2 separate regions of the Homo sapiens genome follow, and region 1 is linked to region 2. A link is a contact called in ENCODE Hi-C or POLR2A ChIA-PET data. All regions are on one chromosome and are shown on one strand. The core of a region is the stretch at or near the end of the contact, and the rest is flanking DNA. Distances in the headings are between cores, read along the strand shown. Region 1 overlaps TMOD3 (tropomodulin 3). Region 2 holds the start of CERNA1 (competing endogenous lncRNA 1 for miR-4707-5p and miR-4767).

What was found. Hi-C counts contacts between places; a loop is a spot of excess contacts on that map. ChIA-PET counts read pairs that join two places held with the same protein, here RNA polymerase II (POLR2A). Pooled maps may share reads with other maps.
Region 1: a pooled map shows a loop between it and region 2 (2.1-fold over the local background). The contact joins the enhancer-like site here to the promoter of CERNA1 in region 2. A Hi-C loop is called at or near these places in 4 of 50 pooled maps. POLR2A ChIA-PET finds 5 or more read pairs at or near these places in 2 of 52 experiments (MCF 10A and activated T-cell).

The regions. Positions count from the first base shown.
Region 1 is chr15:51,841,734-51,847,134 of GRCh38, reverse strand. The region is part of intron 1 of TMOD3 (tropomodulin 3); the gene reads right to left. Among named protein-coding and RNA genes, the nearest start is that of TMOD3, 15 kb to the right of the region's middle. Within about 2 kb of position 4,119, at least 6 of the 41 ENCODE cell types and tissues checked have a DNase peak (open chromatin) inside an H3K27ac peak, as active enhancers do.
Region 2 is chr15:52,177,202-52,182,673 of GRCh38, reverse strand. It overlaps CERNA1 (competing endogenous lncRNA 1 for miR-4707-5p and miR-4767), which reads right to left and starts at 2,648. Exons shown (of 3, transcript NR_102751.1): 1 at 2,273-2,648; 2 at 1,472-1,624. GNB5 (G protein subunit beta 5) reads left to right here. Exons shown (of 13, transcript NM_016194.4): 3 at 2,795-2,906. RefSeq lists enhancers at 2,118-2,207, 2,031-2,532 and a silencer at 2,578-3,237.

The DNA.
Region 1 (5,401 bases), core at 2,870-5,369, 340 kb after region 2:
AAGACCCTGCTGAGAGACTTCGTGGCTCTCTTGTAGGTGCCCCACTTCCTTTTCTGACGAATAGTAGCAAACCAGCTCCCAGTTCTGTCCCACCTCCCCTTTTTCTTCTTCTTAGTGGAGCTGCAGCATCAGAGACACAGGGCAAGGTCAAAGAGGAACCCACTCTGTGCATACCAAAGATGGATGCCAAAATAGCCACACCCTTAGCATACCCAGTTTCTCAGCACCAAATGTTTTTCAGTTTTTAATTTTTTGGTTTGTTTGTTTAATAGACTGGGTAGACTGGGAAATGTTTTTTCCCAGTTGTTGCAAACTCAAAATATCTTTAAAAAAAAGAAATGACATCATACGAACAAGTCTCTGATGGTAATAAGGTTACAGAGTTCTTTATCTCTGCTGGTTAACTGAAAAAGAGACTTCTACCAGTCCTACTGTGAACAAAACCAAATATGATATGAAGTGGCTTACAGGGAAAGATTTATCAATGCTCAGCCATCAATCAAAATGCTGAATCCATGCCAAGTGCATAATGGTGAGATTAATCTGAGAGTTTTCTTTCTCTCCCCCAAAGGGAAGTATCACCATGACTCATTTTTCCTCTTGCAAGAATTTTCTTAATCCACCAAGTTAGTAAGCATTGAAGAACACATAAAACCTAAAATAAACTAGGCCAGGTCTAAAAGAAATCATGCTGAGAGCAAGTTGAATGTTACGCAGTGAACAAAAGGTATTATTTTTCCTCAGTTTCAATCCTTCCAAATTTCCTGGGCTTCAAACTAGATTTGTTTTTTGTTTTGTTTTGTTTTGTTTTGTTTTGAGCCTGTTACCCAGGCTAAAGTGTAGTGGCATGAACATGGCTCATGGCAGCCTCAAACTCCCGGGCTCAAGCAATCCTCCCACTTCAGCCTCTCAAGTAGCTGGGACAATAGGTGCGTGCCACTATGTCTGGCTAATTTTTATTTTTGTATTTTTTTTTTTTTTGGTAGAAATGGGGTTTTACCATGTTGCCCAGGCTGGTCTCAAACTCCTGGGCTCAAGTAATCCATCTGCCTCTGCCTCCCAAAGTGCTGGGATAACAGGTGTGAGCCACTGCGCTCAGTCAGTAGTGTACTTTTAAATTTTAATGGAAAAATCTTCAGTCTTAAAAATAGATTTTTAAAAGTTTTTAATTTTAGCTAGATTATATAACTGAAGCTCCCTTTCTTTGCTAGAATAAGGAGAATTTTCTGTACCTTCTGACTCCTTGATTGATTACTCCGAAGTCCTTCTCCAAGCTCTATAACAAACTGTGACAAACCTATGTAATTAATAGGATTCAATTATCACCAGAGGAGGAAAAACAAACAAAACCCAGAGGAAACCAAAATTCTTTCCTTGTTTTATTTTTTGAGACAGAGTCTCCCACTATCACCCAGGCTGGAGTGATGACAGCTCACTGCAGCCTCGACCTTCTGGGCTCAAGCGATTCTCCCACCTCAGCTTACTGAGTAGCTGGGACAACAAGTGTGTGCCAACCATGCCCAGCTAATTTTTAAATTTTTTGTAGAGATGAGGTCTCACTATGTTGCCCAGGCTGGTCTAAAATCCTGAGCTCAAGCGATGTTCCCACCTCAGCCTCCCAAAGTACGGAATTACACATGTGAGCCACTGTGCCTGGCTGGAACCAAAATTCTTCAGGAGAAAAAGTCTAGCACTTAGTTAGCTCCCAGCATCAGACTGAGGGTGAGCGGATCTATGGACTTAGGGGTTCTGACTTTAATCTCTTCTTAGTTTCCTGGGCTAGATGAAGAATAGCTAAAATATAGTCCTGGTTCTGACAGGTGGCTCTTCCACGTCCATGACAAACACGGCAAATCAAACAGCCTTTTTTTCACTGAGCACAGATCCTCCCTCAGTCCTTAGGCAGCTACTACCAGTAGATGAGACTTGGCAAAGGTTGAAACCTAGTCATTTCATCCCTGAGCCTGATGGACTCAGGTCTCTTCTAATTCTAATTGTCTATGATTTTAAGGAAACACCATTTAACCCAATCTTGGGGGAAAAAAATACTGACTTGCCCTCATCACTGCCAAGGTGAACAATGTATAAGTAAAAAGGAAAAATATGAAAGCTGAATCATGCTAGATATGTACATACAAAAGCTGAAATACTGCAGGAAAGTGACTTGAAAAACAAGAACCAGATAGACTTAAAAAATGAACAAAGTAAATAATGAAGTCAAGCATGAGCCAATGTTGTTAAGTAGTAGAGGGGAAAAAAAAGTTAACAGTAGTATGACCGTATTAATAAATGCTTTCCTGAAAACTCACCAAATAAAGCAAACTTATACAGCTAATTTTCTATTTTCACATTGATTTCCATAATAAAGTTAGACATGTTTCCATGAAAACATGAATTCCCTACAAATCATAAATCATAGGAATTAATGCAAAAAAGATTCAATCACAAAATTAAATATAAATTCTGTCAATGTAGTAAGAATACTAAAGTAGCACATTCATTTCTGCCTTGGTCTTTATTTCCTTTCCTCTTATTAAAATAAATTTAACAGTATTTAACTACTGCCTCTCTTTAATTAAATTTTATAACCAAGACTCTCAAGAGGAGAACAGTACTGAAAGATATTAGAAAAAAGACTTCAGAATAAGAAAAAATAGGTTAGAAAAATTGACTTGGAATTTAGGAAAGAGGCCTTTGGGAAACAGGTTTCATAAAGGCTTTAACCGCAGAAGGTGATATTTTAAGGAGTTTCGGAGGGTTTTCCTCCCCCCATCATTCATTTACATCTATTCCTCAACTGTGACCCACTTTTTTCTAGTACCTCAAGAAAGTCTACTGGTTAACAAAAGACCTCCAAGGTCCTTCCAAATCTAAACAATCAACTTTTAAAAATAAGTGCTTGAGAATAACTCTGGAAGGATCCACAAGAACCAGAGATAAACTAGTTAGCTGAGAATACAAGGGAGAGGGTTCACTCAGTGTTTGCTATATATCCAGGAGGACCCCAGGAGTTTTGTACCATGTGCATTTATTGATTTTTTTTAATTTAAAGGACAATTCAATCATTTGTTGCAGTTTGATGCTGCATATGAAAAAATAACAAATATTATCCCTGACTTTAGAATTATGCATGCCACACTCAGGTAACAGCAAGAAGTGCTTTGGTAGAAAAAACAAAATAAGAACCATCGGCCATCATACAGTCATATTAGAATTTCAGAATGCTATTAAAAAAAAAAAACTAGCAATCTGCGAAACCAATAGCAAAGCTCATTTTAAGAAATATGTAATTATATATTCTCCCAAGTTCCACAGCTTTGGACCAAAGGCCCTATTTAATTGAAATCCTGAAACTGGGATTGAGGGCAGTTTTGGGGTATGTTTTCTCAAAACCTTTTCCCTAAGGAAACATCAAGAGAAACAACTTTCTAAAGTCCTATGCAGGCTCTTCAAAGCCCTATGTCTCTGAGCCCTGCCCCTTCCCAGGAAAGGTTCTAAGACCTAGAGAAACTTCTGGAACCTCATAAAAAGAGGAAGTAAAAAATACTGCTTTACTAAGCCCTCTGTCAGACCAGGCTCTAGACAAGCAAACTGACTCTAAGCTCCTGTTTTCCTGCTCTAACATCTGTATCTTGCCTACAGTCACCTAAAACACTGCTTTTAACATTTTACTCCTTTACTTAGAAATGTTTCTTGTTAGGTGTTTGTAGTTTGACAGTTTCTCGGGTGATTTTGATAAAACTCCCCTTCCTACTTGCTCTAAGAATCACTAGGAATCCTCTGCTTTAATCAGGCTAGATTCCTCAGGGCCTCACAGATATCCAAAGTTCATCTTCAGCTGGCCGCCTCATTTGTTTCCCACAATGATGTCACTCTTCTTAAACAATCCTTTTTACCCCAGGCCCGAATTTCACCTCTCTATCTTATCCACACGCTGCACAATTCAAAGACTAGCTGAAGTCTGTCCTCTCCAAAGCCTTTCTAGCTCTTCCAACTCTGACTACTCTTTTTCCTCCTCTCAAGATCAGCAGTGCTCCAGGTATGGCATACCATCTAGCCCCATTGCTCACCACTGAGTCATGAGTACGGTGCCCCAGCTGGTAAGAATGAATGCTCCTCAATGGACCATGCCTCACTCTTACATGGTGAAGGCATTTATATGCACCTTCAGAGACACAGCACACTTCTGACTTAGAGATACCACTGGTATTACTCTAATCAACGTCAGGGGCCTGGAGATACATCAAGCTTTATTATCATGATTAATTTTCAGATTGAAAGGGAGTAGTAGTTACAATAGGTTTTTCAAGAGGCACAAGGCCTAAAATTTGCATAATGTATTTTGTACTTCATGAGGGAGGTGGGGAATGTAATACCACTCAAAAAGAGATTTGGTAACTCCTGGAGTTAGGGTATAATTCTCATGAGGTGGGATAAAAGCACGAACTCAGTCAATAGTAGGGCAAAAGAGAGTCAATTCTTCAAGAAAATGACACTGCCCCACTACCTTGACCTTAGGCCCTAAATGTAGAAAACCTCATGCCTAATGAAGTACTATGATATTCAGAATGAATAGCTGAAAAATAACCAACAGACAGGGCACTTGTAAGTAACCACACAGCAGCCACAATCAACATCCACACAACCCACCATAAGCAATTTTTGGAACACAAAGAGAAAGGGCAAGATGACTTACACACCACAGACAGCACTGAAGAGGGCTTGCTAGGAAAAGTAATTTGGTATCATCAAGCTGTATACGTAAAGTTGACGGTATATAAATTATGCCTTGATAAAATTGTTTTTTAAAAAAGTAATCTGGTGACATGAGCTAGGGTATTCGCCTATGGAGAAGCAGCATGCAGTCCAGTAAAGTAAGGGGAGAGGGGTATTCACTAGGTTTTAATTGGCAGTTTCAAGATAGCAGGCACAAAACCTCTGGCACAGAAGCAGAAATGCCTCATGATGTTAAGACAGGAGAGTTCACTATAAATGATAAGAACTACCACAATATAGCCTTTGAAAAATACACACAAACATATAATAAAAAGTCAAACCAGGCCAGGCACAGTGGCTCACGCCTGTAATCCCAGCACTTTGGGAGGCCAAGGTGGGTGGATCACTTGAGGTCAGGAGTTTGAGACCAGCCTGGCCAACATGGTGAAACCCCATCTCTACTACAAGTACATAAAAAAAAATTAGCCAGGCGTGGTGGCCCATGCCTGTAATCCCAGCAACTCAGGAAGCTGGGGTAGGAGAATCGCTTGAACACAGGAAGCGGAGGTTGCAGTGAGCCAAGATCGTGCCACCGCACTCCAGCCTGTGTGACAGAATGAGACTCCATCTCAAAATAATAATTAAAAAAACTCCAAACCATAAAAAACTACTGAAATAATGAGAA
Region 2 (5,472 bases), core at 1,399-3,898:
ACAGTCCCCATTGGGCCCTTTTTGTGAATAGGAGTGACCCTTTATCTCAACCACTGTGGAATGTAGCTGACCTCAACTTTTCTGATATCCAGCTTCCTCAGTGGGAGTTAACACCAAAATACAAGAAAGTACTTGGAAAACTGCCTAACCATTAAAAGTCTGATGGCCTCATCTCTAGATAGTTGACTCTCCAGGTTGGAGGCTGTTCGAGGTTTATTTTACACAAAGAACCCCCAGAAGAGGGCACACACCAGTGAGAAGTACCACGTGCCTCAGGTCTTCACAGCCAGGAGGACCTTGAACCACACACACATCCTGCAACGGTCCAAACAGAGCCAGCCTAAGGAGGTGATGAGATGAGGCTGCCTTGCCTGGGCCCCCTGAGATGGCCCTTGTGAGAAGAATCCCCCATGACCCAGTGTCTCATTTAAATTACCTCATGTGAACTGCTCAAGCGTATCAGGCAGCCTCAGTAATAATAACAGATGCATACTGTGTGCCACGCACTGCTCTCTCCGAATGCCATACAGAGTCTGAAGGAGGTGTTGTCCCCCATTCACAGATGAGGAGCCTGAGGCACCACAAGTAAATCCCTCAGGCCACAGAGCAGAGCCAGGATTTGCCCCCAGGCAGTCAGATCTAGATAGAGCCTGTGCTCTTAACCTTTTGCTTTACAAACTCTCAAACAGGTGTAATATTTTTGCTTTTATATATTCTTATCTTATACTTAATAATTGTATTTATATATTTATTCATTTATAAACATGTTTGTTATATGTTTATATTTTTAACATAGTTTATACAGATTTATATATTTTATATATTTTTTATACATCCATTTAATAAACTAGCATTAACTGAGCACCTACCATATGCAAGTACTATGCTAAATATCTAAATACTAAGGAACAGCGACAAGTAAACCTATTATTATACGGATGGGAACGGAAAAGAGAACTAGCAGTGAATAAGCATCTGCTATGTACGGAGAAGTCTGCTAAAGTCTTCACCCACACTATCTTACCTTTTTTTGTTTTGTTTTTGTTTTTGTTTTTGTTTTTTTTGAGTCTTGCTCTGTTGCCCAGGCTGGAGTGCAGTGGCACGATCTCGGCTCACTGCAACCTCTGATTCCAGGGTTCAAGCGATTCTCGTGCCTCAGCCTCCTGAGTAGCTGAGGTTACAGGCACGTACCACCACGCCCGACTAATTTTTGTATTTTTAGTAGAGAGAGGGTTTCATCATGTTGGCCAGGCTGGTTTCGAACTCCTGACCTCAGGTGATACACCCACCTTGGCCTCCCGAAGTGTTGGGATTACAGGTGTGAACCACCGCACCCGGCCCACACCATCTTACTTAATTCTCATAACAATCCTATGAAGCAGATCCTATGAAGAAGCTTTTCCAGATAAGGAAACGGAGGATCCCAGACTCTAACCTGCAAAACAACTATGTACAGATTAACATCGAGTACCTTCAACTTTTCTCAGATAGAGAAGGCCCGGGACAGCAAGTGGAGGCTGGCTTCTCTGGGAGGGAGCAGGTACAGAGAGGTGGGGACAGCACCCAAGATTCTGCTTGGCGATGTTCTCGCAGCATCTGTAACTTTGATCTGCCTTCTCATTCTCTGCACAAACGCATGCAAGATCACATAGGAGGGAAAAAGGAGAAGGCTTGAGTTGGATCATCCACACCAAAGTCCAGAGCACTAGGGAGCCAGCCTGTCTGGGTCCAAATCCTGTCTCTCCCTCTTTCTTGGAGCATGCCCCCTGAGCAATTACTCAGTCTTTCTGTGCCCCAGTTTCCTCTTCTGTAAAGTGGGAATAAGTGTGCCCATTCAAGTTGACTCCTGTGAGGATTAAACAAGTGCAAATTAAAGCACTTAGAACAGTGCCTCTCACACTTCAGGCGCTTGCGGAGAGGGGATGCTTCAGTCTGACAGAAGTCGCTAAACGTGCATCCTGGCAGAACTGTGCCAGCCCTTCATTCTAAAGGGCAGGAGGTGGCCTCAGAAGTGAGAGGTCCGAGATGCCTGGGCGTGGGCTCAGAAGCCCCAGGTCTGAGCCTGCGCGCCCACTTGACCCACCGCCATCTCCTTTTGCCGCCCCCAGGCCAGGGACCTGATTCCTGCGTGAAGAAAAGAGAAAATAAGGGTGGGCCTCCTAATGCCGCAGAGACTCCGTCTGAGAACCCAGCAACTAGTTTTATTTTTGTATATTTAGATCAACAAACGAAGAGGGTTTCCGGTTCCTTGTTGGGGGAGCACCGTAGCTACCTGCGGCCAAGCCTCGTAGCCGTCTCCTCTCCCGTCCTCTCTCTGCCTGCAGGAGCCACGGGCCCGCAGCCCGCAATCAAGTCCCACAGAGCGGAGATCTGCACGAGAGGCTTGGGGATGGGAGGGCCATGTCGCGGGGGCCTCACCGGTCTCCCCAGAAGCGGGGAGTCCCGAGTTGGAATCCCGGCTTGGCCCTTCCCTCTGTGTGCGTCCTCGGGCAAATCACCCAGCATCCCTAAGCCACAGTTTGCCCGCTGGTAAAATGGGCGTCACACTCCCTGCCTCTCCCGGAGGAGAGAGGCTGACGCGGACATCGCACCAGGCACTGCGCCAGAGCGCGCGCCCAGGTGCGGGGTCTTGGGGCTCAGGCGCAGCAGCCGGGCCCGCAGCTGCTGGCGTCATCGCGGAGGGCGGGGCCGCGGGGCGGTGCTCGGGGCCGGGGACGGCTGCTGGAGCGGCGCCCGCCGCGGCTCAGCGCATTCCCGCTCTCCGCTTCCCTCTCCGCTGCGTCCCCGCGCGAAGATGGCAACCGAGGGGCTGCACGAGAACGAGACGCTGGCGTCGCTGAAGAGCGAGGCCGAGAGCCTCAAGGGCAAGCTGGAGGAGGAGCGAGCCAAGCTGCACGATGTGGAGCGTGAGTGCGGGCCGGGAGGCGGGCGGGGCAAGCCGGACCGGCTCGCCACTTCCCGGGCGGGGACGGCGGGGGCGGTGGGGGCGGTCGTGGCTGCGACGGGAGCCAGGCCCGCGCCACCGCCCGGGAGCAGGGCCCTGGGGCCCGGGCGCGCAGGTGAGGCGCGGGTAGCGGTCCCGATCCCCGGGACGCGCGGCGGTGGGGCCCTCGGAGGGTCCGGGCACCTGGCCGACCCCCGCCGCCAGCTAGCGGAGGACCGCGGGACTAGCTATCCTCATCACCTGCCTGGAAGCTGCGAACGGATCGCGTTCTTGCCCCTCCCATGCGGAGGGCAGGGGGTGGGGTGTCGGTGGTGACGAGCGAGCGCGGCGAGCCCGTGTAGGCGCGGCCTAGGAGAGACTCCTGTTTTGTTTTTTAATGCCCGTCTGGCTTTCTCCATCACTGTTGTATCTTTTCTCAGTTTTGCTTTTATGAGACTGCAATTTCAAAGCTCATTTTTCCAACCTCTCCCCTATCCTTGGGGCGGGGAGCTGGATGACGGAGAGAGAAGGGAAACGGAGGAGCTCACTAAATTCAACCGTTCAGTTCGTTTAAGGCTGTTTAAAAAGCTTTTGGATCGATGTGGTGGATTGGCATAAAAAAGCCATAGCGATCTTAAACTTGCATTCTTCACCACCACCACCGTAATTCAGAACTGGCTCTGTGATTTTTATGAGTGAGCGATTAAATAGCCAGGTTCAGCGGCTCTTGGCCAAAACAGCGTTCCTTTACTTTGTCAGAGGGCTCCTCCTCAGCAGAGCTTGGGCTGGGGGCCAGGCTTGGGGAAGTGGTTGTATCTGCTCACTTTTGAGCTCTGAGGGTGGCATCTCCCCTTTGCTGAGCACCTCCCACGGTGCCCTCCTGCACACCTTGACGTTGTTCTCCTGCCATTCCTAATCGATGCCACCCTTTACATTCTATGTGGAATGGAAAAATGGGGTTCGTGCTAGGGCCTTTACCTTTTGATCTCTGAAGATCACTTAAGAGAAGTGGATGACCTGGATCTAGCGTGTGCTGTGCTTTCCTAGGGGTCTTCTTTAAATAGGAGGCACTCTAAGCTTAGAAATCCTGTCCAGCAATCACTAACTGTAAACCCCAAATAATGTAGTTATGCAAATTGAGAGTTACTTTTCTTACATAACAAGAGCAAAGGTGGATGATCACCTGCTGTTGTTCAGCTGCACCATGCACCCCCCACCAAGGGACCCAGGCTCCTTCTGCCTTTCTTCTCCACACCTTAGAGCAGTGGCATTTGCCCCATGATTATAATATGATTGCCACAGCTCCAAACATCACTTCTGTATCCAAGGCAGGAAGAAGGGGGAATATGGACACCAATCTCTCTTTGCTCCCTATCAAGAAAGCAAAGCAAAAGTTTTCCCAGAAATCCTTCTCCCAGTTTGAGACCAGCCTGGCCAACATGGTGAAAAGTATTCATAGGTCATCTAATTTCTCCATTTGACAGATGAGGAAACTGAGGCACAAAGAATTAAAGGACTTACCGAAGGTCCCCTGCTAAGTGTTGGGACCCGGATTCCCCCCAGGCAATCAGAGTGCCAGCTCAGGCTCACTTCAGATTATTTTCGCCAAACCCGTTTTGAGCTTCATGCAGAGGGCGTTCTCCAGAAACTCACTTATTCAATAGTGCAGGCTGCATGCCTGGATATTTTCAGGTTTTCTGTGAATTTGTAAGTTGCCTTAAGACAGAGAGCAGAGATGCAGCTTTTCAAAGGGAACCTCAGGGGGCAAATGTAGTCAATCCAAAAGAAGAAACTTTTTTTTGTCCTGCCAAGAGTGTGGTGCCCTCAAAAGCTAGGGCCAGATTTTAGACCCACAGTGGAAGGGTCTATCCCTACCTGCATATGTCAGAATTTGTGAGCTGGAAAGACCAGAAGTCATGTGGTTGTGTCCCTCTTGATTCCCCTGCAGCTTCCAGACCACTTCTCTTCTACCCCGCATAAAGCCTTTGCTTCTTGAAGGTTCTTATCACTGTATTGACCTCTTCCCCTTTGACATGTCTCCTGATCTCCCAGCCAGGTTCTCTCATTTCTCTACTTTTCTTTTCTTTTTTTTTTTTTTTTGACACGGAGTCTCCCTCTGTCACCCAGGCTGGAGTACAATGGCACAGTCTTGGCTTACTGCAACCTCCACCTCCCAGGTTCAAGTGTTTCTCCTGCCTCAGCCTCCCAAGTAGCTGGGACTATAGGCATGTGCCACCACACCCAAGTAATTTTTGTATTTTTAGTAGGCTTCACCATGTTGGCCAGGCTGGTCTCGAACTCCTGACCTCAAGTGATCTGCCCGCCTGAGCCTCCAAAAGTACTGGGATTACAGGTGTGAGCCACCGCACTCAGCCATTCTTTTCTTTATTCATCTTTATTTTTAAGAGACAGGGTCTCGGACCGACAGGGTGGCTCACGCCTGTAATCCCAGCACTTTGGGAGGCCAAGGCGGGTGGATCATGAGGTCAGGAGATTGAGACCATCCTGGCCAACATGGTGAAACCCCGTCTCTACTAAAAATACAAAAA